3 separate regions of the Homo sapiens genome follow, and all the other regions are linked to region 3. Evidence: read pairs that join two places in POLR2A ChIA-PET (ENCODE). Cell type or tissue: A673. All regions are shown on one strand.

Region 1 (8,000 bases), 550 kb before region 3:
TTTCTCCAGGAGATGAATGTTAATTCCCCTCACCTTCAGAAAGGATTGGATTTAGTGTCCCACTTATTAAAAATTGAGTACAGAAAGAGAACCAGAGTAAATTCCTCAGACACTTGCAGACGCTATCTTAACCAAGTGGCCAGGTTCACATCACCAGTGATCATACAGAATGCTATGTGTAATATACCTTATATGATGCAATGAGAGGGCATATCACTGAATGGTATTTTTCCTCAAGATTTATGATACCAGTCTAATCACGAGAAATGCCCATCAGGCAAACCTAAAAGAAGGAAAATGTTACAAAATTGTTGACCAGTACTCTTCAAAAATGTCAAGGTCCTAAAAGCGAAGACTAAGAATAATCATAGCTTGGAGGAGGCTAAGGAGGCATGACAATTAAATGCAATATGGTATCTGGATTGGATTCTGAACAGAAAATAAACTTGCTGAAAAACCGGGACATCCAAATGTTAATTTCTTAGTTTTGGTCATTTTATCATGGTAACGTAAAGTTCAAAATTTGGGGAAGCTGAGTAAAAGGAATATAGAAACTCTGTACTCTTTGCAACTCTTCTGAAAGTCTAAAATTATTTTTAAAGTCTTTAATTTTTAGGAAAATTTTAGTATAAAATATGAAGAAAATCATGTGGACTGGGGGCTTTTTAAAAGGGGTGGTCTTTGAGTTCTTTCATGCTTATTGTCCTAGTTGAATTTTCCTGCTGATCATTTTTTCCATCAACTTTGGTATTTTTTACTCTTTCCAGTTGCCATAGTTTCGATGTTTTTCCTCAGAACCTCATGTTGAAATTTGACAGCCGATATTGGAGGTGAGGACTAATGGGAGGTATTTGGCTCATTGAGGTGGATTCCTCATGAATGGCGCCATCCTCTCTGTAACATGTGAGTTCTGCAAGAGTTGCTTGTTAAAAAGAGGCTGGCTCCTCCCTCCTTTTCTCCTGCTTCCTCTCTTGCCATGTGATCTCTGCACACACAGGCTCCCCTTCCCCTTCTGCCTCGAGTGGAAGCAGCCTGAGGCCCTCACCAGATGCAGATGCCAGAGCCCTCCTTTTTGCACAGCCTGCAGAAGAACAGTGAGCCAAATAAACCTATTTTCTTTATAAACTACTTAGCCTCAGGTATTCCTTTATAGCAACACAAATGGACTGAGACAAAAGTTTCTGATTTGTTTTACAATACATTTTATGTTAAATTTATGTTGTGCCTATAACTATGCCCTTTGTCTTTCTTTGAGTATTTGCATTTTTGATTTGTCTTAATTACCATGCTAGTTGTCCATTTCTTTTATTAAACTTTTAAGAGAAAGATTTTGATTTGTCTAATTTCTATTGTATTGTTGTTCATCTGTTCCACTGATTTCTATCTTTGTCTTTATTATTTCCTTTTTCCTGCATTTAAGGGTTTGCTCTTTTCCTGTTTTTCTAACTTCTTGACTAGAAACCTAACTCCTTTGTTTTCAGAACTTGTTGTTTCCTGACAAATATTGTATCAATTATTCATGAGAGACCCTGTAAGTGCAATGATTCTATTGCAGAGTTCAAAACAACCTCTATTTTTGCTTTCCCAAGAAAAGCACTAGTTTTCTTATGCAACTCGAGCTCTTGGCTGGTTTTTGAAGCTATTAGCTAATATGTTTATTCTTGGTCTATCAATTTGCATATTGCAATATCACCAGACAGAGATTTGTTTCTATCTGTTTTTGAGCAGTATTTAGAAGGGAGGAGCAATTAACTGTCTCTGGAGACTTTCTCCATTTCAAACTCTATAGGAGTCATTTTTCTGTCTTTTTCTCAGATCAAACAAGTCTCTATTTTTAATTCTTAGGCAGTTCTGCTCAGCTTGAAACAGTATTTGGTGTTAATATTGAAAAACAGGACATGGGTCCTCTTAGGCCTTTAAAACAGGAGTCCTTCCCATATGCCTGCGACACTGATGAACTGCCAGAGTTCTGTGGAGGAGGAGAAACAAGTTAATAAACTACCCTCATGGCAGGCTCCACTAGTTGTCTTTTATCATAGAGGAAGTATTGAAAGATTGAAGGAAACTGCCTCTTGCACCACCCTGGGCCTGCCATCCTTCCCCAATGCCAATTAAGTATTTCATACATTTTAAATAGAAATGAACTTTTCAGTGAAAAATTTCTACAAAGTGAAGCAAGCAACCTCTGAGGCATTCATAATTTAGAATAAATAAGAGGCATGCAAACCAAATGTGTATTTCTCCAGAACATTGACCACCAGCTAGAATGGAAGTGTCCAGGGGCTCTGTTTTGAATCAAGTGACTCTCAGTGGCTCTTCTTTAACAGCAAAGTGAGAGAATTGAAAGAAAAAAGGGGAGGAAGGAAGGAAGGAAGGAAGAGAGAGAGGAAGGCAGGAAGGCAGAAAGGAAGGAAGGAAGAAAGAGAGAGAGAGAGGGAGGGAGGGAGGAAGGAAGGAAGGAAGAAAGAGGGAGGAAGGAAGGAAGGGAGAGAGGAAGGAAGGAAGGAAGAGAGAGAGGAAGGAAGGGAGGAAGGAAGAAAGGAAGAGAGAGGAAGGAAGGAAGGAAGAGAGAGAGGAAGGAGAGGGAGGAAGGAAGGAAGAGAGAGAGGAAGGAAGGAAGAGAGAGAGGAAGGAAGGAAGGAAGGAAGAAAGGAAGGAAGGAGGGAAGGAAGGAGGGAGAGGAAAGACAGAAAGGAGTATACATGTGAAAATTCATCATGTTGATACAATCTCAATAGAATCTTAATAGTTTTTTTGCTACAGCAGTGGCTACTGGTAAAATCTTTTAGAATACTCTGAACATTTTCTTCTCATTCATTTTTTCTATTACGCCACTCCAAACCTCTCAATATATTAAAATTAATAATTCTTAAGAGACAAACAGACCCATAAGCTTAAATGTTATTAATCTACTTTATGTAAAAATCCATCTTGTAAAATAAAAATGTCCTATTCACAGCCCAAACAACTAAGGTACCTTCCTCATTATCTCCCACAATTCTTGCCATTCAGAATCTTGAAAGTAGCACCAATCTATCATATTTTTTCCTGAGAAAACCGCAACATAACTTGGGATCTGGTCCTTTCTCTCTTTATCCCTTCTCTTCCCATTCCAGCATACTACCCCACTGTAACATTTTATGAATACATGTAGAAGAGAATTTGCTGAGATTATGTAAGATAACAAGACATGTTTCTAAGCCATGCAATGAAGAATAGGCTTCTATAAACAGGCAGAAGGAAGACCTTTAGTTTTTCATAGAGAAAGGTGAAGGAAGCTCTTCTACATCTATGTATGAATGGGATAAAATTGTATAGATTTGTTCATTCATGCAACAAATATTTGTTAAGTCTTTATTATGTGCCAGTTGCTATGGGATAATATGTAACCCCACACTTGTCATGTCCATTGAGTCTAGCAGTTAATCCTCAAATACAGATTTTCTATGTTTCCACAGAAAAATAAGCAAGATGCACTGGCTCAGAGAAAGGCCAAGGATTATCTTAGGAACAACCACGTTATACTCTTACGGTTGTACAATTATCAGTCTTCCCACAATGGTATATTTGAAGCTACTTCAGAGGTGTATAATAACATTAATCACAGTAGATATTTATCATGTGGAAATGCTGTGTCAGATACTGGACAAATGCTTCTTTTTAGTCTTTCAGTTAGCCAGGCTACCACCAGTGAGGTTGATAGCATCATCCTGTTTATAAAGCTCTTGTAACTGAAATTCAGAGAGTGACATTGGCTTGCATGATGTTCACCTGGGTAATAAGGATGAAACTACAATTCATAGCCGAGTCAGATGATGATAGGACCAAATCACTGCACTTGCAGAATTACACATTTTTGTTGCTTTAGCAGCTAGTGGGTCAATTATTTTTCAAGGCTAGTATTCAGACCAATCCCAGTTAATTAAAACAAACCAATAAATGAACCAATCCACAAAAATCTAAGGCATGACTGACAGGGGCTCACCAGGTTCTTGTAGGTGAGACAAAATTTTGCTGCGCTGTATAGCTAACAGGATAATTTCACCCCTACTTAAAAATCCTCTTGAAGGGTTGCACTAGAAGACTTTCCCTCTGTTTCACTTTGCTCATTTGCCCTAACAAAAAATAAATTCCCAACTACACTCTTGGTAGATCTGTGGTCTTTGTGTTTGTGACTTTCTATTCGCGATTTAGGGCCAAGATTGGTCTATAGGAAGCTTCATGGAAAGAGTTACTTGGGAATACACCTTTCAGAGGCGGGGACAAAAAAAGAAGTGTGGCCTCTAATCATGTATTTGTCAGTTTATTAACCATACCTAAAAACAAAATAGTTTTGTAGAAGAGAGTATCGGCAACTTTCTAAGTAATAAATTAACAATCATTTGGAATAATAAAAAATATATAAAGTACTAAGGAACCTCTCATGTAGCCCCATTAGGTTATTGGAGAGGAGTCTTGAGTTCTTCTAAGACAAGGGTTTCATTGTCTCATCTTTGTATTCAAAGTGTCTCTGACTTTGAAAAAAGAAAACATGATAATTTTTAATTTGGATACACATGTATGGTGGATATTTGGAACAAATAAATATTGACTTAAATTTAGTAAGTGGATGTAGAGAAAATAGTAGGAAATATATGTGCCTTGAACCAGATTAACACAGGTCCAAATTCTAACCCAGCTATTAATATATGACCTTGGGTGAGGGACAACCTTTCTGAGTCTCAATTTCTTCCTTTGTAAAATAATGAAGATCATTTTATAATAGAATTTTTTATCTAAGGAATCTCTGATAAAATAGTGATCATCTTTATCAATATGAAGGAAAACTTTAGAGGCTTAAACAAGGGTGTTTCTTTTTTTCAAGGAGACTGCAAAAATTAATAGAAAATCAACTTCCTGGTTATTTTCTAGGTCAACAATTCTTTTGTCAATAATTTTCTTGTAAATGTTCAATTTACACTGATCACTTTCCTAGTCAATGTACAACATATGCTAACAAGTTTACTTTTTAAGATAAAAAGACCAGCAAAATGTATATACCATTGTTATATATGGCTTATTTTATAGGTCTTATAACTTTATAATTTTCTTTTAGCTAGAGAATCACAGGAGAAAAATGCTGACTTGAAATTAGATATTTGGAAATGTTTTATAATTTGAATAATAGCCTGTAAATGAGAGGACACAATATTATTCATCAAATATTAGTAATAGCAAATTTTCCTAAGTATATCTCTGGCTTGAACACTTAGAATTGTCAGACTGTTTTTATGCATAACTATTTTATAAGCAGAACAAAATATTTTTCTATATATGTAATTATTTTTCCAGTGTATAAGACTACACTGATATAATGAGTTCAATTATGACACCAAATCACTTCGTTTTCTTCAGTATGTGGTGCCAAAACTTAAGCACAGAGAGTTACTTGTAATTACACAAACAAAGTTTTTGTGTTATGGAAATATATTATAGATTTTTCTCACCAGAGGCCCTTGATAAAATGGAATAAACAACGGAAAGGTAGTTAGGCAGCCTGGGATGCAGTCTTGATTCAGCCCCTACTAGAATGACACCGTGAAAAGTCACTTTACCACTTTTGGCATTTGATTCTTCTCTCATGACACTGTCATGTTTCTGTGTAACCTCGAAGGCTTTCCTCAGCTCTTATGTAATCCATGATTCATGGCGGGACTCAAATGGTATGAAACAGTTAATTTTTCTTTTTAACCCCTGACTTCAGTATTTCAATCACAAATATCAATTCCTTAACCAGTGTGGTGGTTACATAAGTATTTGTTCTATAATCATTCCCTAAAATGTACAAGCCTACATTTAAATACTAAGTGCTGTACTTTATGTATGTGTGTATGTTATAAATTAATTTCTAAGTGTTTATGAAGTCAAAATGAGTAGTAGAAGAATAAGAGAATAAAAATATGCATTTTTTTTCCTACAGGACAGTGGAAAGCACAAAGATGAAATGTTTTAAATAGCCTGCTTTTTTCTCTGATGTCCCCTCGACAGTCTTGTGATGTCCTTTTGCTGTTTGTCTGCTGTCTTCCCTAAACCTAGTAACAAAGGCATTATTGGGGTGCTATAAACTAAAAACTAATCAGACAGAGGTTTGCAGTGAAGTTCGTCTTCTTGAAAATTATCATCATTACCAATGAATGCTAAGGACAAAATCTTTGCTAATCTAGCTTCTCTGCTTATGAAGATTTATTTTGATGAAAATGTGTTAATTTTTGCCTCCCACCATGCACAAAGACACTCTTTCCAGGTGTTGGAAATGTAATGACCCAAACCCTTCTGTAACCAACCCCCCCTTCGTATGGGACCAATTTAATTATGTCTTTCAATTTTTAATTTAATATATTTTTTCTTTTTTATTTGCTGTATTTGGCTGTGGTCATGAAACTCTTTGGGATCCAACAATAAACAAAATCCAATTACCCCTCCAAAACCACCCCAATTGCTCACGGACTTTGACCACCTCTCTCTTCACCACTACAGGGTTCCCAGCAAATGCAGATTCAGCCTCGGTTATAGACAGAGCACTTCATCTGACTTCATGAGAAGTGCGGGGCCCCTGGGGGAAATGTTGCGTCTAAGAATATTTACGTTTTACAGAAAACAAACAGGACTGGAAGCGGTTGTTTGAGGAATCACATGTAGCATATTTGAGTTCATCCTACCCTTTGGGCAAAGTATAACCAACCCTAAGATTTAGAAGTGGTGAATTTCTCCATGCTTCCTACCATTTTTCTTTCCTCTTTTCCTCTTCCAGCTCCCAGCTCCTTTCCTTAAATAACTTTTTTTTTTTTTGCACTAAACATTAAGCTCATTGATTACAAGGATGGCACAAAGTGACCTAATGATGGGTCAGTCTTAATGAGAAAAGCGGCTGCCTGTGATGTGGCCTGGCTCGGGCCACCCCCCCACTGTGTCCCTGCATGTCAGCCTTAGTCTCCTTTAAGAGACTAGAGCGTGGAAAATCAACAGAGAACCGCCCGGTGCCTCCTCACAGAATGGACCATGTGCATGGCTATTTAGCCCTGTAAAAGAGAGCACATTTGCACAAATGGGAGTGAACATAAGGAGTCCTTCAGAAGAGAATGGGGCCTTGGCAAATTTATAGACTCCCCTGAAAGAACGTGATTACAGATCATTATCCAATTGAGGCAGATTGATGGGCTGGGGTCAAAGTAATATTGCAGATCTCACCAAGGGGACAATGGCTGCTTGTCACAGGGAACGAAAAGAAAGGGAAGGGAAACTACCACACAGAGAGGCAAGGCTTAAGCTTTACCAACTGCTATGAAAGGGCCTGGATGTGTGTGTCGTTACTTTTCCTGAGCACCATGTTTTATTTTATGTTACAAAGGACGTGCCATTGAGATCAAATTGGGCATTCAAACGTAACCCAATAAAGAACATAGAAATGGCCTAAATACAGACTGCAACTCTCACTTTTTTTCTTCCAAAAGGCAATAAAGCAACATACATAGGGAAGAGGATGATCCATATGGAAATGCGTAATTCCGTCTCTCTCAAATAGAACTCAGAAAATACAAATATGCAAAATACAATAGCAGTAGATAGAAGTTCTCAATGCTTACAAATACAACACCCTTTAGCTGATAGCCAGGAGATGAACCGATTTGACTTTGAAACTTGGCAACATCTGGTCAAGCAAAACTGTAGCCCTGAAATTGAATAAAACAGGAATAAATGCATTCCCACTGCTTCCTTTGCATCGATTCCTGAGTGTTTAAAAGTGCTTTGCATTCATGCCTTCTACAAAATGCAATACAAAGGCAAAAGAATAGCCAGCACGCCAATGTGCATTTGCCTTTCATTTTAAGATCGGTTTTTGGTACCTAGAGATTTAGAAGTGTCAGGCAAACATTTATTCAGAGGAGATCTGATTTTTGCCTGTTTTGTTTGGGTCAAGAAAGTATTAGCAAGTAAAAAAGAACTAATTTAGATTCTGAACA
Region 2 (8,000 bases), 1.9 Mb before region 3:
TTCTCACCCATGGTGTAGAGAACTTGTATAATTTTCTCCCCTAAAGTGTAGGTGGAGCCCGTGAATAGGATGGGATATTAATACCATGATTGTGTTATATTTTGAGACAAAAAAAATTTTGTAGATGTAATTAAAGGTACTAATCAGTTGACTATGAGTTTATCAAAAGGGAGATCATCCAGGTGGGCCTGACCTAATCATATCAGCCCTCTAAATCCTGGTCTATGGGTCAGAGAAAGAGGAAGGCAGAGATTTAAAGCATGAGAGAAATTCAAAGCAAACTAGATTCTCCATTGCTGTCTTTGAAGACAGGCAGCCATGTGGCAAGGAATGTGGGTAGCCGATAGTGGCCGATGACAGCTCCCAGCCCACACTTCAAGTTTAGCCTCGTAGGGCCCTGAGCAGGGGACACAACTATACTGCATTTACAACCTACAGAACTGTGAACTGATAAATGGGTGTTTTGTTTGTTTTGAGATGGAGTCTCAGGCGCCCAGGCTGGAGTGCAGTGGTACAATTTTGGCTCAGTGCAACCTCCACCTCCTGGGTTCAAACGATTCTCCTGTCTCAGCCTCCCAAGTAGCTGGGATTACAGGTGCCCGCCACCATGCCCTGCTAATTTTTGTATTTTTAGTAGAGACAGGGTTTCACCATGTTTGCCAGACTGGTCTTGAACTTCTGATCTCAAGCGCTCCACCTGTCTCGGCCTCCCAAAGTGCTGGGATTGCAGGCGTGAGCCACCGTGCCCAATGTGGGTGTTGTTTTAAGCTGCCAAGTGTGTGGTACTTCATTATCTAGCAAAGAAAAACTAATACAACAGTCCACAGCCCTGGTAGTAATCATTACTAACGAAGTGGTCAAGTGCAGCAGCTAACTGGTCTCCTAATAGTTGCTTTATTAGGCATTTCATCACAATCACTAGAGGTGATACTGCAATTAATCATAATGCTATGGCATGACATGCATTACTGTCCCATTTGCAAGGAGCTCAGCACTCTTTTTAAGGCAAGTGGCATTTCCAAGCTAATCCCAGAATCTCTTTTTTTTTTTATAAAGATGGGGTTTTGCTATATTGCCCAGGATGGAGGCTCTTTGCAGGCACGATTATAGTGCACTTCAGCCTTGTATTAGTCTATTCTCACATTGCTAGAAGGAAATACCTGAGATTAGGTAATATATATATGTATATATATATATATAGAGAGAGAGAGAGAGAGAGAGAGAGGGGTTTAATTGGCTCACGGTTCCACAGGCTGTACAGGAAGCATGATTCTGGCATCTGCTTGGCCTCTGGGGAGGCCTCAGGAAACTTACAATCATGGCGGAGGGCAGCAGGGTTGCCAACACTTCACATGGCTGGGAGCAAGAGGAAGAGGTGGTGGGGAGGTGCCGTGCATTTTTAAACAACCAGATATCACTCACCTTCCAATACCAAGGGGCAGTGGTGTTAAACCATGAGAAACTGTCCCCATGAAGAAATCATCTACCACCAGGCCCCACCTCGAACACTGGAGATTACAATTTAACATGAGATTTGGGTGAGGACACAGATCCAAACCATATCAAGACTCAAACTCCTGGCTTCAAGCAATACTTCTGTGTCAGCTTCCTGAGTAGTTAGGACTACAGGCACATGTCACTCTGCGTTACAGTATTTTTTTTTTTTTTTGGAGACAGAGTCTCACTCTGTGGCCCAGGCTGGAGTGCAGTGGCACGATCATGGCTCACTGCAACCTCCACCTCCAGGGTTCAAGCGATTCTCATGCCTCAGCCTCTTGAGTAGCTGGGTCTGCAGGTGTGCACCACCACATCCGGCTAATTTTTGTGTTTTTAGTAGAGACAGTGTTTCTCCATGTTGGCCAAGCTGGTCTCGAACTCTGATCTCAAGCCATCCACCTGCCTCAGCCTCCCAAAGTGCTGGGATTATAGACTCTCATTTTTGATAGTCTTGTTTCCTAGAACCTCTCCCGGTAACAAGCACTGTGTCAGGGTTGAATCAGGAAAGAAGAAACCACATAATGTTATTTCAATGGAGGGAATTCACTAAAGGTAATTGGTAACACGTGTTGAAGAGCGGAACAAACAAACATCAAACAAAATGAAATAAAGCACCATGCTAATATAAAATAACTTCTTCCCTTAAGGGTTAGAAGTTATTCTAAGGGTTAGAATAACTCTTCCCTTAAAGAGAAGAGTCTGGAGTTATTGGAACTGAGAGACTTGGTGGAGGAGGCAATCACGGGTTGAGGAGTAGTCTCCAAAAATTGACATCTACCTGGAACCTTTGAAAGTGACCTTACTTGGAAATAGGGTCTTCGCAGATGTAATCAGGTTAAGATGTTCTACTAGGCCAGGCGCGGTGGCTCACGCTTCTAATCCCAGCACTTTAGGAGGCCGAGGTGGGTGGATCACGAGGTCAAGAGATAGAGACCATCCTGGCCAACATGGTGAAACCCCGTCTCTACTAAAAATACAAAAATTAGCCAGGCCTGGCGGGCGCCTGTAGTCTCCTGTAGTCCCAGCTACTCCGGAGGCTGAGGCAGGAGAATCACTTGAACGCGGGAGGCGGAGCTTGCAGTGAGCCGAGATCGCACCAGGGCACTCCAGCCTAACGACAGAGTGAGACACCGTCTCAAAAAAAAAAAAAAAAAAAAGATGTTCTATTAGATTAGAGTGTGCCCTAAATCCAGTGACTTGTGTTCTTATCAGAAGGCCATGGAAAGACACAGAAGACACAAGGGGAAGGACATGGTGCGAAGACAGAGGCAGAGAGCTTGGAGTATTGCAGCTACAGGCCAAGGAACGCCAGAGATTGCTGGCAACCACAGAAGCCAGGAGAGGCGAGGAAGGATTCTTCCCTGGACCCTTCACAGGGAGCACGGCCCTGCTAACATGTTGATTTCTGACTTCTGGCCTCCAGAGCTGTGAGCGAATACATTTCTATTGTTTTAAATGACACCATCTCTGATCATTGGTTACGGCGGCCCCTAGGAAGCTAATACATGGCCCTATGAAGCTGGGGCTCAGACCTCCGAGAAGGGCACACGGCTGCTGCTGATCTGTTTAGGGGGAGCAATGACGTTAGCGCTGAGGGGAAACGGAGGCTGGAACCAGCTGCTGCTGAGGGGGAAGCGCCATTGCAGGGACAGCGCTCAAACCAGAAAAAGGCAGTCCTGCCCTCCTCCTCCTGCCTTCAAATCTCCGCCAGAATAGAACCCAAGCCAGCCGGCAAGGCAGAAGCGCAGCTGTGGAGCTCCCAGGTGCAATGTCGCAGAGCAAAGGGAGTGTGCGCTGGGGGCCGAGAAGCAGCAGTAAGGTGTGGTGCGAGGTGCCTTTGTGTTTGTGGGGATGAGGAGTTGGGTTGTGGGATGTGGAAGAAGAGTTTGCTTGCAGAGATACTAGTTTAAAAAGAAAAGAGTTTGCTGGACTACTGAGCAGGGCTGATTCGACTCCACAAATATTCTGCCTCCGAGGCTAGAGAAAAGGGGGCTCAGGAACCCCAGGGAGAAAAGTTGATGCTGCAAAATGATCTAAGAACAAAGGTGCAAAAACATTTAAATGTGTACTTCCGAAAGACAAGTAATAATTAGAAGAACACCACTACATTAAAAACATTTATAACAGAAGTATTGGCTGCAATATTTGAGTATTACATCTTTTTTCCTTGGGTTTGTCTGTAGCTTGAGCTCTGCAAGGATGATTTCCACCAGGTGGAGCCGTGGAGCAGGCGACCTCAGTGCCTGTGGCTCTCTTCCACCCTTAAATCGCCCCTCCCCCACCCCACCTCCAGACCCCTCAGCCCCCTCAAGCAGCTCCTGCTCCCTCCTCCCCTCATTCAGACCTCTGCTCAGATTTGTCTCTGTGGACGGCACCTCTTCTGACCTTTTCCTTGGCCCACCTGATAACCTGGTTTTCAATCCTGGTTGATTAATTGAATAACATAAACCATTGCAAGTGCAAAAATCGCAGCTACTATTTTTTTAATCAACTACTATGTGCCAGAGCTACTATGTTCCATTGTCACAAGTCTATTTTTTAATTTTATTCATTTTATTTTATTTTATTTTTGAGGCAGAGTCTCATTTTCTTCCAGGCTGGAGTGCAGTGGCATGATCTCAGCTCACTGCAACCTCCACCTCCCAGGTTCAAGCAAGTTTTCTGCCTCAGCCTCCCGAGTAGCTGGGATTACAGGCACGTGCCACTACACCTGGCTAAATTTGTATTTTTAGTAGAGACCAGGGTTTTGCCATGTTGGCCAGGCTGGTCTCGAACTCCTGACCTCAGGTGATCCTCCCACCTCAGCCTCCCAAAGTGCTGGGATTATAGGCATGAGCCACCGTGCATGTTATCAGCTGACAGTGACAGCTGACAGGAGGATGGGTGTTTACAGGCTTGGGGAGGAATAAGTGATGAAATAATTTTCTAGGAAACAGGGAGAATGAACAAGGCCCACATAGGTGAGTGACCACAAATTTAAAACATTCTGCAGGGTTGGATGCTTTTCTATAGGGACAAGCGTGGAACAGGCAGAGTTGGATTTCATCAGGGTTGTGGTGGAGCCGCCTGAAGTGACGGAGAAGAGAGGGCAAGAGAGCTCAGGGTTCAAGCAAGAAGTCATGATAATAACTGACCACAGAGTTTAGCTGAATAAGAAGGGAAGAACGGATATGGTAGCATTGAAAGAAGCAAAATGGTGATAGGATCATAAGTGAAGTCCCAATGGGGTCAAAGTATTGTTGGAGTTGGAGAAATGAGAGGGAGAATGCCAAGATGGTGGTGAGGAGGAGAGTGAGTTGTGGCAATTGATGTTATGTCAGGGTTGTTGTTACTTGGTTGCAACGTCAAGGATATGACCACAGAAGTGAGCCGCTGAGGTAGGGCGGACAAGGGGGTCATTGGAGGAGAGGTCGTCTAAGTGGACATTGAAATCACCAGGAATTGGGGCAGAAGTGTATTGCCTAGAGTGGCAGTGTATCTCTGCAAGGAATGGGGGTGTGACCCCAGAAGATGACTGCTTACGAAGTGGAAAAATGTGTGGAAGAGTCTGATAATGGCGTGAGATTTGTAGCTGGATGTATCTGTGAAGATGAAAGGGAAGATGGTTTGAAGCAGTGATGAGGAATGAGGAAGAGACCTACTCCACCCCTAGTTTCAGTGGCACAAAGGTTATAGGAGAGAAAACACCATTTGAGATGCTCAGGGAAGGCCGAGTCCCAGGGAGCCAGGTTTCAGTGAGAAGAAGACGACAGGGAGGTCCCGGATAAGTTTATCGAAGGCTCTCACATTCTCCGCCAAATGACAGCCTGTAGGGGGTTGTTCAGACAAAGCTTTTCAGTTGATTCAGCAAACACAGTCATCTGACCAGTAATAAGAGGTGTCTTTTTTTGTTTTGTTTTTGGCTTAAGCAACAGAAGTTTATTTTCTCACAGTTCTGGAGGTTGGTAAAGAGTAAAGTGATCACAAGTGCCACAAGCTCCCACCAGCACACTAACCTCTGTGCCCATATACGCTCCCTTCTCCCTTGCTGGTGTGGATGAATTGACCCTCTTCCCAAAGCCCGTGATCCCATCCAACCTTCTCCTACTCACGGACATCACTCTAGCAATTCTGTCCCTCCCCTGTGCTATAAAATTTCCTCTTGTTACCATATTATACTAATCCTCATAAAGCATACTCTTATTTCCCCCATCCCAAAAACGATTCCTTCCTGACTCCACTTACCCCTCCGTCTGCTACCTCATCTATCACCTTCCTTTTATAGCAACATTCTTTCAAAATGATGTGTCTAGGTACTGCTTTCAGTTTATGTTTTCTCATTCATTAACGCATTCCAAAGAGGTTCTTTCTCTTAACACTACTGACAAGTTTTTGTTTGTTTGTTTTGTTTTGTTTTGAGACGGAGTCTCTCACTGTTGCCTGGGCTGGAGTACAGTGGCGTGATCTCGGTTTACTGCAAGTTCAAGTGATTCTCCTACCTCAGCCTCCCAAGTAGCTGGGATTACAGGCACCGGCCACCATGCCCGGCTAGTTTTTTGTATTTTTAGTAGAGACAGGGTTTCACTATGTTGGCCATGCTGGTCTCAAACGCCTGACCTTGTGATCCACCCGCCTCAGTTTCCCAAAGTGCTGGGAGGCGTGAGCCACCGCGCCCAGTGAGTTGTTTTTTTGACAGAGTCTCATTCTGTCACCCAGGCTGTAGTGCAGTGGCGTGATCACGGCTCACTGCAGCCCCAACCTCCTGGGCTCAAGCGATTCTCCTATCTCAGCCTCCCACGTAGCTGGGACTACAAGCATGCATCACCATGCCCAGCTAATTTTGTTTATTTTTTGTGGAGACGGGATCTCACTCTGTTGCCCAGGCTGGTCTTGAACTTCTGGGCTCAAGCAATTTTCCCACCTTGGCTCCCAAGTGCTGGGATTACAGGCATGAGCTACCGTGCCTCGGCAGAATGGTTTTTGTTTTCTTTGTTTGTTAGTTTTTAAATCAAGGTCACCGATGACCTCCACATTGCTCATTTTAATTGTTATTCCTAGCAACTCTCAATGGCATTTGAAAGTTAATCTCCTCTCGCTCTCTCTCTCTTCCTTAGAAAACTTACCTTACTTGGTTTCCAGACATCATATTTTCCTGATATTTATCCTACCTTTCTGGATGCTCCCTCTTAGTCTCTCTTGCGGGGTCCTCCTTATCTCTCATGAACAGAATTAGTGCCTTATAAAAGTGGCTTAAGGGACCTCCCTTGGCTCTTCTGCCATGTAAGGACACATAGAAGGCACCATCTGTGTAATAGACAGAGACCTCAGCAGATACGGAATCTGCCAGTGCCTTGATCTTGGACTCCCAGCCTCCAGAACTGTGAGCAATCCATTTCTGCAGTTTATAAATCACCCAGGCTGAGGTCTTTTGTTGTGGCCGCCCAAATGGACTAAGTCCCAAGGGCTCAGATTTTGGAGCTTTCTTCTATCCATGTTTTCTCCGTAAGTCATTTCATCCATTTCCATTCTTATGACTTTAAATTCCAAAAATAAGCTGACATTTATTGAGCAGGCTAATAGAAGGGGACTAAATGAGGGTATGGATACCAGGAGACTAGAAATAATGGGGGACTGCAAGTTTTTTTTTTTTTTTCCAGACATGGTCTTGCTCTGCTGCCCAGGCTGGAGTGCAGTGATGCGATCATGGCTCCCTGCAGCCTCCAACTCCTGGGCTCAAATGATCCTCCCACCTCAGCCTCCTGAGTAGCTGGAACTACAGGCATATACTGCCACCATGCTGGACTAATCTTTCTTTCTTTCTCCCTCCCTCCCTCCTTTCTTTCTTTTCTTTTCTCTTTTTCTTCTCCTTCCTTCCTTCCCCTCTTTCTTTCTTTCTCTCTCCTTCCTTCCTTCCTCCCTCCCTTCCCTCCCCTCCCTTCCCTTCCTTCCCTCCTTCCCTCTTTCCGTCCTTTCCTTCCTTCCTTCCCTCCTTCCTTCCTTCCTACCTTTCCTTCCTACCTTTCCTTCCTTCCTACCTTTCCTTCCTTCCTTTCCTTCCTTTTCCCTCCTTCCTTCCTTCCTTTCTCTTTCTTTCTCTCTCTCTTTCTCTCCTTCCTTCTATTCTCCTTCCCTCCCTCTCTCCCTCCTTCCCTTCCTTCCTTCCTTTCTCCTTCCCTCCCTCCCTCCTTTCTTTCTCTTCCTTCCTTCCTTCCTTCCTTCCTTCTTTCTTTCTTGATGGTGTCTTAATATATTGCCTAGACTGGCCTCAAACTCCTGGCCTTAACTGATCCTCCCACCTTGGCCTCCAAAAGCACTGGGATTACAGGTATCAGGCACCATGCCTGACCTGCAGGAGCCATCTTGACATCTGCTTTATGGTATTGTAAACATCTTCAGCTTGTGTCCTGGTAGATATAATGAGAGTTAATAAAAGAGCAGTGAGTAAGTAGAATCACTCTTTGTAGATTTTTTAAGTGCTTGTTTCTAATGCTTCTACTCAGAATATAATCTCCATAATAGCAAGC
Region 3 (8,000 bases):
AAGAGAAAGCAAACAAGAAAACCAAAAAGTTGAAGAAATGGGAAAATTATATAACTATTTGCTCCATTTAATTTGCTTAGCATAGAAAAAATAATTTTTCAATATGAGCCTCACATGTTCCTAGAATAAAAAAGGCTGAGAAAGTAAAAGCACTATCATTATTTAAAAATACAGTTAAAAAGTAAATAGCTCAACAAAGGTGGGTCAGTTGCATGTATTAATTTAATGTATGTAGAAAAGTACACTTTGTCAATCATCATAGCACAAAATATAGCAACTCTGAAAAACCTCATTTCTTTCATTTTGCCGAAATGATTTTCTTCATCGGAACCCTGACTTCTTCTTTCCACTTACTTAAATAATATTTATTTTTCAAGGCCCATCTTCTCTAAGAAAATTTCCTTGACTGCTCAAACACACATTGAGCACCCTTCCTTCCTTGAACTCCTGGAGCCTTTGCTGAATTAGCCACTTAATTTAGCACTAAATTATGCATGGCAGCAGCACACAAGTCAGCATAATTATAAGAGAAAGAGGCAACAGTAGGGAATAGAGCTCACATTTCACAAAGTTTACCACGCCTACTCCCGTTTCTCCAAAAAGAGGAATTCTATATACAGTTGGAAGAATGGTTGCATCATTGCAATGTGTATATCTACTCTCAGGATAATTGCATTATAAAATACTACATCTCCATTTAGTGATTCAAGTAAAACATGAATTCATTAGATCAAAGTTGCACCTCATTATACCCATAGATTTACATGTTTGAGAGATAGGAAGGGTGCCTTTTATTAATTTTTTTGCCCAATTTGCACAGAAGAAAATTACCATAAATATGTGATGATTTACTAGGAAATTTCAATAATTATGTGAACCCTTTAAGAAACTATATACTTTAATTTTCCAAATATCTGCCCCAACTCAAGGATGGTATAGCCAAGGCTGTCCCAGCAATGACTGCCAGGGCCATGTCTTCCAAGGAGCCATAGCAGGGTGAGACGGAGCATTTGGGGAAGAGGGGTCTGCCCATCAGAGGTCATCCAAAGTAAGAAAATCCAGAAAGTCAAGAGAAGCCAAAATCCATTAAGGAAAGCAATGAGTAAAAGCTAGAGAGAATAGTATTTGGAACTAGAAGCCAAAGAGCCAGCGGCATATCAAAGCTGGGGTACATTGCCAAGAGTCAGAGCTGAGATTAGTGAGAAAAACATCCAGTGATAGCCTATCAGTCCTAGTGTTGCAAATTTAAAACAATTGCTTAAAAATAGCTTTGGAACATTTGAGACTAGATTTAATCATACTGAGTTAAAGACATTGTTCTCATTTATCTTGACACCCTTTTGTTTTTGCATTTATTTCTACTATCTTTTGTGTGTCTAGACACAGTCTCAAAGATGATTGTTAATTTCAATAATTTGCCCCAAATTCAAATTTTAAGTTTTAGAGTCACTATATTGTCTCTTTACTATGTACATTCATTTTTTTAACTCTCTATACAAATTTTGAAAACTACACATTACCCATAAACCTTGAAGCTGACAATACATTTTCATGATCATTGCACAATGATATCATAGGGAAACAATGTCATTATTAATTTAAAACCAAATAGGAAGACAGAAATTTTATAGATTTCCAGTCACATGGCTCAAATTCCATCATCAAATAAGAATCTTTAAGTAGATTTCAGTTTTGTCAATAACTATTCAAGGTCATATTTTAGAATCTGAAATTCTCCCCTCGCCCCCCATTATCTCTGTAATTTAGGCTCAAAAACTGGATTTATTACAGATGGTCTTCTACACTACCATGGAAATAATTGTACCAGCCTTTCTGGAAGGCAATTTGGCTATGCATACTAAAAGCTTGCAAATAACCTTATCTCTCTATCAGAGAGATCCTGTCTGTGCTGTGTGAATTTTTCCTAAGGAAACAATCATGGATGTTGAAAATATTTGTCTATAAGGAGATGTCCATCACATCATTGGTAATTATAGCTTTTTTAAAAAATCCAAAGGTACAAAATAAGAGTGTGGCTAAGTAAACTATAAAAAATCTATGTAATGAAATTAACCACAAAAAAAAATGTTGTGGAAAAACATTTAATAAATATAGAATGATGCATTACTAAGTATATGAAAAAATCATCTTCTCACATAGTCTGATCCTCACATAGCATTTAACATCTGATCTTCTTAAAACATTGAAAAAGAACAAGCAAGAGGAACCTAGTTGATAGAAAATGTTAGAATTCTTTATTTCTGTTTGTTCTTAGAATACAGCATGAGCTCCTTCCTATATTAAACATCCCATATGACTATCTAGTTCCTCTCATTCCAACTTATTATTAGCCACTTTCCTTTCTGCTCACTACTGTCCACTCATTTGTGCTCTGTTCCTGAAATGTACCAGTGGTCTTGCAGCCTTGGGGCCTGGCCATTTGCAGTTCCTTCCAACCAGAATGTTATTCTTCCATTCACCATCCCTACCGCCTCTCCCTGACTCTCCTTCAGACCTCACATTAAAACACATCCTCACAGGAGCCCAACCCAATCCCCAGTTTAGAATAAGTCCATTATTAGATATCCTCAAAGAACTCTGGACCCAGTTTTCACAGCGTTTAAATCTATTTTAATCATTTAGTCATTTTGTGGCAATCTGTTTAGTATCTGTTATCTCTAATAGACCAAAAACTCCATAAAGGTATGAAATGTGTATTTCATCTATTAGGCATCCAATAAATTGTTGCTGAATGAATGAAGTTATGGGTATTATTTACTTTTTTCTCTTCTAAGTTTCTACAGCAAGCATGTGTAACTTTTATAATAAGAAAAAGCTTAGTTGCCAAAAAAGTCTAATTGAAATATTCTAATACTAAATAACATCAGGATTAGGAAGGTCCTGGAATTATTCAGTTTATATCCACATTCCATTTTCTTGCTAAGATAAACTAATCATTACTTTAAAATCAGGATTTAAATATCTCTGTTACATATTTTGAACTTGAATTTGATTTCCTATTTTTTCGCTGTAACCATTAGAAGCTCCTCAAAGTAAGAACATAAAATACCAAGCAGGAAGTCTCCGTGTGTGTGTGTGTGTGTGTGTGTGTGTGTTGAAAAGAATTTTGCCTTAAGTTAAGAAGCTACTTCTCAGATAGTAAGTACTAAAATAGGAATTTCATGGGTCAGATCAAAAGAAGAGACAACTCTTAAACAGTGGAATGGTCCATTGGTATGTGCGAACTGATATTATCTTCTACTTCTTTCTTTCAGCCTTGACCTATGTAACAAAGAATTTGGTTTTCACTATTCAACCAATGTGAAAATGACTGCCAACCTTCTACATGATCCACAGTCTTAGTCTGTGATTCTTTTTTGATGAGAACAGATCCTTGTGTTTGTACTTGTCTTCGTTTTTTTTTTTTTCTGTCTCAAGTTGCTTCTCTGTTTTTAAGCACATAAAATGTATTTCAACACTTAACAACACAAGAAGTGTAATCAAGAGCTACAAAAACGTTCCAGCTAAGTTTCCCTTTTGAAGTGATAACCAAGTATTGCTACACAGGCGGACCCCCATGGAAGCTTAATAGTATGTTATAAAAACCCTTTTCAACACTAAACAGGAAAGTAAACCTGCCAAATTTACTTTAAAATATGAAATTAATTTCCTGCTGCAGTCTCACTGCCAAAATAATTTCATCCAATGTTGAAGGTTCGTAAGTTGAATCTTTTCCTAAAAATTGGAAATTAAATGCTGTGTTTCTAATTAAGCCTCAAGTTATGATTTCTACTTGAGAAAAAGAACAAATATAGTTACTTCCTCTTCAGGGGATCTGAATTGTTCAATATGTGTAAGGTTCTTGATAATATTTTAAGTTTATTATTAACCTGGCAGAAAACAGTTTCATAACTGGGTGTAATTTTAATAAAATAAAATATAACTGCATTATTATAAATGCCTCTTCTTGACTTTCTCCTAATCTGTCCAAATTCAGTGCTTCTGGTGGAACCACTTGAGTTCACATAGATTTATCTCACCCTATAAAAGCACAATTCATTAAATAGACTAGTCTATTTAAACTAAGGCAATTTTATCACAGTCAATTTAATTATTTAACACTGCTTTTTTAACTCACTACTTAAAGCTTTCTTTTGACAAGTATTTCTTTAAATAAATGAGTTGTAATTTAAAGAATGAAAAAAGATCAAGTCGCCTTACAATATATGCAATTAGCCTATAGGGAGATGTTTTGCTGATACAAACCTAAGTTTGATTTGAAAGTTTAACTGAATCTCAAGTAACAGAATCCACCAAGGTTATTTTTCAGCAGAAATAAACAAAAAGAAACTTCCTATGTGCAATTAACTTTACTTTCCTGTGTTGGTTGCATTTTCATTTAAAGGGGTAACATTTTGGCCAAGTCTGCATAATTAAACAATCAGTGATCATCTGAATAATTTATTTTAAAGATAATGTAATCTGAAATATGCAGAACCGACTTTCTCATCCTACTAAATGATAATCTGGTTAGTGACTCTGTAAAGTAGTTATAAACCATGGAATGAAAAGTTTAATAATTGCCTAGTTGAGTGTTAACAAAAACAAGATTTGCACTACAGATTAAACGAGCTGGGTAAGGAATGTTGCCATAATTAAAGAAAAAAGAATTCAAATGTGTTTGGAGCACTGTGCGTTTGTCAAGCAGTGTCTTCATCAAGGCAATATCATTAGTTTTTCATTTGTGTTATCCAAAAAAAAATAAGGTGAAAAGGTTCAAAGGAACATGCTACATTGTCTGTCATTTTATGAAAGGATTACTGCGATGTACATGCAGCTTTTGATATGTGATTTATGAAATGAAGCTCATGACTTTTAGTCAGATTTCAGGTAGCCTTGCTCCTAAATAGAAATACTCAAAATATATTATTGTGACTCAGATGTTTCAGGCAAAGGGAATTCTTGGTACTTGGCCTTTCATATTTTTGTTTATCTTTCTTTTTATTATTAAGAAATAGCTAAAGATGACCTTCATTTATCCGGTATAGCCACTCCCTATATTTTAGTAAGCAACTCATTGGAGCAAATTACTTCTGTTAGTATCGATTAGAGAATCAATAAGTTTTATCAAAAACAATTGAATAATTGTCCAGAAGTAAACTCTTCATTATACTGGAATCACCTAGAAATTAAATGCTGTATACTGAGATACATCCAAAAAGGCAGTGTTAAACTTAAGGATAGCTCTGTATGCCCTCAGACCTACTTTGCCCTTCTATATCCTAAAAATGAAATACATACTTTTTAATGAAGCATAACAATATTTTCATAGGACCTAAGCTCCTATGAAACCAATCACAGTTTATAAAAACTAAGAGCTAGCCAGGCACGGTGGCTCACGCCTGTAATCCCAGTACTTTGAGAGGCCAAGGCAGGGGGAATCCTTGGGCTCAGGAGTTCGAGACCAGCACGGGCAACATGGTGAAACCCCGTCTTTACAAAAAAAAAAAAAAAATCAAAAATTAACTAGGCGTGGTGGCTCATACCTGTAATCCCAGCTACTCAGGAGGGTGTGGCAGGAGGATCGCTTGAGCCCAGGAGGTTGAGGCTGCAGTGAGCCGAGATGGCACCACTGCACTCCAGCCTGGAAGACAGATTGAGACCCTGTCTCAAATAAAACAACAATAACAAAAAAAAAAAAAATAAAAGCCAAGTTGGAGATCATCCTGAAAGCTTCATTTGGATGTGAATTCACGTGTGTTAATTACCTCATTTAGGAGTACAAAGGTAAGCCAAGTTATATCTGGAGGAAAATGACAGAAAAGTCTACATGAAAATTTCCAAACAAAATGCAGTTGTAATTGTGTGTGTTTACTTTAGTGACCTGTTTCATGCCCATCGTTCGCCTTCTGCAGTAGACGTGTCCGGTGTCCCATCCCAGTCAGTTCTGTCTCTGCCCTAAACATTCAGTTTAGTTCTCCTATGCATCACCACACCACTGATAAACAGCGGCCAAGATTGAGGACACCCCAGTGTGTGGCGAGATTCTTGTAGCTGACAAAGCTGATAATGGCAAAATCAACATTCACGAAATAGTTCTCCACAACAAGGACCTAAATTATTCATCCTGGTTTATCAGAAAGTACAAGGATGTATCTCTCTGAGCTATCTCTAAATTCCAATTATATACTCTCATTCCACATTGAAAAGTAAGGATTGCAAAGGCCTTTGAACCATCACATTGAGCAACAAATGGGTTTTAAAAAGGCTTTTTGGACATACTTCATATTAAAAATATTACAATAATATATATTATAATTATAAATGTAATATTACATAGGCAAATATGAATTTATCAGTGAATTCTCAATAGCATATCTTATTTAAAATGGTATAATTGGTTTTTTTTGTTTGTTTTTTTTGTTTTTGTTTTTTTTTTTTGAGATGTAGTCTTATTCTGTCACCCAGGCTGGAGTGCAGTAGGGCGATCTCGGCTCACTGCAACCTCCACCTCCTAGGCTCAAGTGATTCTCCTGCCTCAGCCTCCTGAGTAGCTGGGCTTACAGGCATGTGCCACAACGCCTGGCTAATTTTTGTATTTTTAGTAGAGACTGGGTTTCACCACGTTAGCCAGGATGGTCTCAATCTCCTGACCTTGTGATCTGCCTGCCTCGGCCTCCCAAAGTGCTGTGATTACAGGCAGTAAATACTTGCACAGCCAATTATTTGTTAAAATTGTATGTGCTACAAAGTGGTGTAGGGTGGGTTTGGGATGGAGAGTAAAGAATGGACTTCACTTTGAGATGAGACCTAGTCCAGGACATCAAGGAAGTCTCCTTGGAGAGGTTCCATTTGAGATGGGTCCAAAAGTTGACAGGAATTCAGCAGAAAAGGGAAAGAAAGAGCATTCAAGGCAGAACTGTTGGGCTCTTTACAGGAAAGCTGACTAGAGAGTAGAGAGCTAGGAAGTTTTGCTCCAAATAGACTGGTAGAGTAGGCAGCAGCCTGGTCATGAAGGACCAGACTAAAAGGGTAGATTTCAAGATTACAGCCCTGAAAATGAATTACATGTGAGCAAAAAGCCAACTAAATGAGCTTGTAGGATATGCAGACAGAACTGAGATTGGAGGGTGCAGAAGTGAGAGTGATGAGGAGGGGAGGGAGCTGCCTACAGCCTTTCAGGAAAATCATGTTTTCTTTTGGCTTGCCAAGAGTCTCGCCTCAGGCTGTCTTTGACTTCTTGTCTTTGTAGCCTGAAATTATATATTCCTGTCTCATCATTCTGTGGGTGCTTCCTGCCTACTTCTGGAGGTTAACCAACCAAGTCTACAGGAACACACACCACCTAGCTCTGTCCATGTAATATACTACAGAGGGTGGAAATGCACAATGCTTAAATCTTCACTTGTCCAATGGATGTTTAACTCATTCACTATTTCCATCCTCACACAATGAAGACAGGTGAGCCTTTGGACTCTGCTACTTCAAGATATTTAATTAATTAAATACCAAGGTATGTTATTAAGAGTAAGGGGGAGAATGAAAGCTGTTTTGCTCAACTAAATGATAGACTCTCATTACCTTCCAAAGAACTAAATACCTTTTTTCCCCTTTCTTATGAAATATGGATAGAGATATGATTCTCAAACCACTTATGTCTTCAAGATTTAGGCAAGCTTTATAAAGCTTTGCGTATGAAAGTCTGGGAAATTATATCCCAGTTTCTAATCTAGTCTGTGGTTTTAATTTTTTTCTATAAAAGGATATTAGAAAATTAGTTATCTATTTACCTCTCATGGGTTTAACAGATAAAGATATTGCATTTTTGAAATTAAAGGAAGCTCATAATTAAACATTCATCCTAATAAAAGACACCAATCTTGAAGCAAAGGCTACTCTTTATAGAGTTTTTCAGTTTTTAGTTTTCTGTGATTTCTTGAAAAGTCTGCCAAGGAAACAAGTAGCATACTTTTTTATGTCTGCTTCAATTTGAGTCCATA

Evidence for each region. ChIA-PET counts read pairs that join two places held together with the same protein. Peaks named below come from ENCODE experiments on the same cell type or tissue, not always from the same donor. Only the 100,000 strongest peaks of a DNase experiment are listed, where the experiment ranks them.
Region 1: POLR2A ChIA-PET joins it to region 3 with 6 read pairs; 1 of 35 experiments calls an interaction of 5 or more read pairs at or near these places.
Region 2: POLR2A ChIA-PET joins it to region 3 with 12 read pairs; 1 of 35 experiments calls an interaction of 5 or more read pairs at or near these places.

What each region holds. Positions count from the first base shown.
Region 1 is chr6:9,095,054-9,103,053 of GRCh38, reverse strand. No RefSeq gene overlaps it. Among named protein-coding and RNA genes, the nearest start is that of HULC, 450 kb to the right of the region's middle. RefSeq lists an enhancer at 6,302-7,953. In A673, no CTCF peak of the experiment used is centred here; no DNase peak of the experiment used is centred here; H3K27ac peaks cover 1,481 bases.
Region 2 is chr6:10,461,538-10,469,537 of GRCh38, reverse strand. It overlaps LINC02522 (long intergenic non-protein coding RNA 2522), which reads left to right. Exons shown (of 4, transcript NR_183333.1): 4 at 2,710-3,626. Among named protein-coding and RNA genes, the nearest start is that of LINC02522, 16 kb to the left of the region's middle. RefSeq lists an enhancer at 2,693-3,199. In A673, a CTCF peak has its summit at 3,696 (motif pointing right); a DNase peak (open chromatin) is centred at 3,737.
Region 3 is chr6:8,544,761-8,552,760 of GRCh38, reverse strand. All of the region lies in intron 2 of LOC100506207 (a long non-coding RNA gene), which reads right to left. Among named protein-coding and RNA genes, the nearest start is that of HULC, 100 kb to the left of the region's middle. In A673, no CTCF peak of the experiment used is centred here; DNase peaks (open chromatin) are centred at 560 and 3,360; H3K4me3 peaks cover 609 bases; H3K27ac peaks cover 1,424 bases.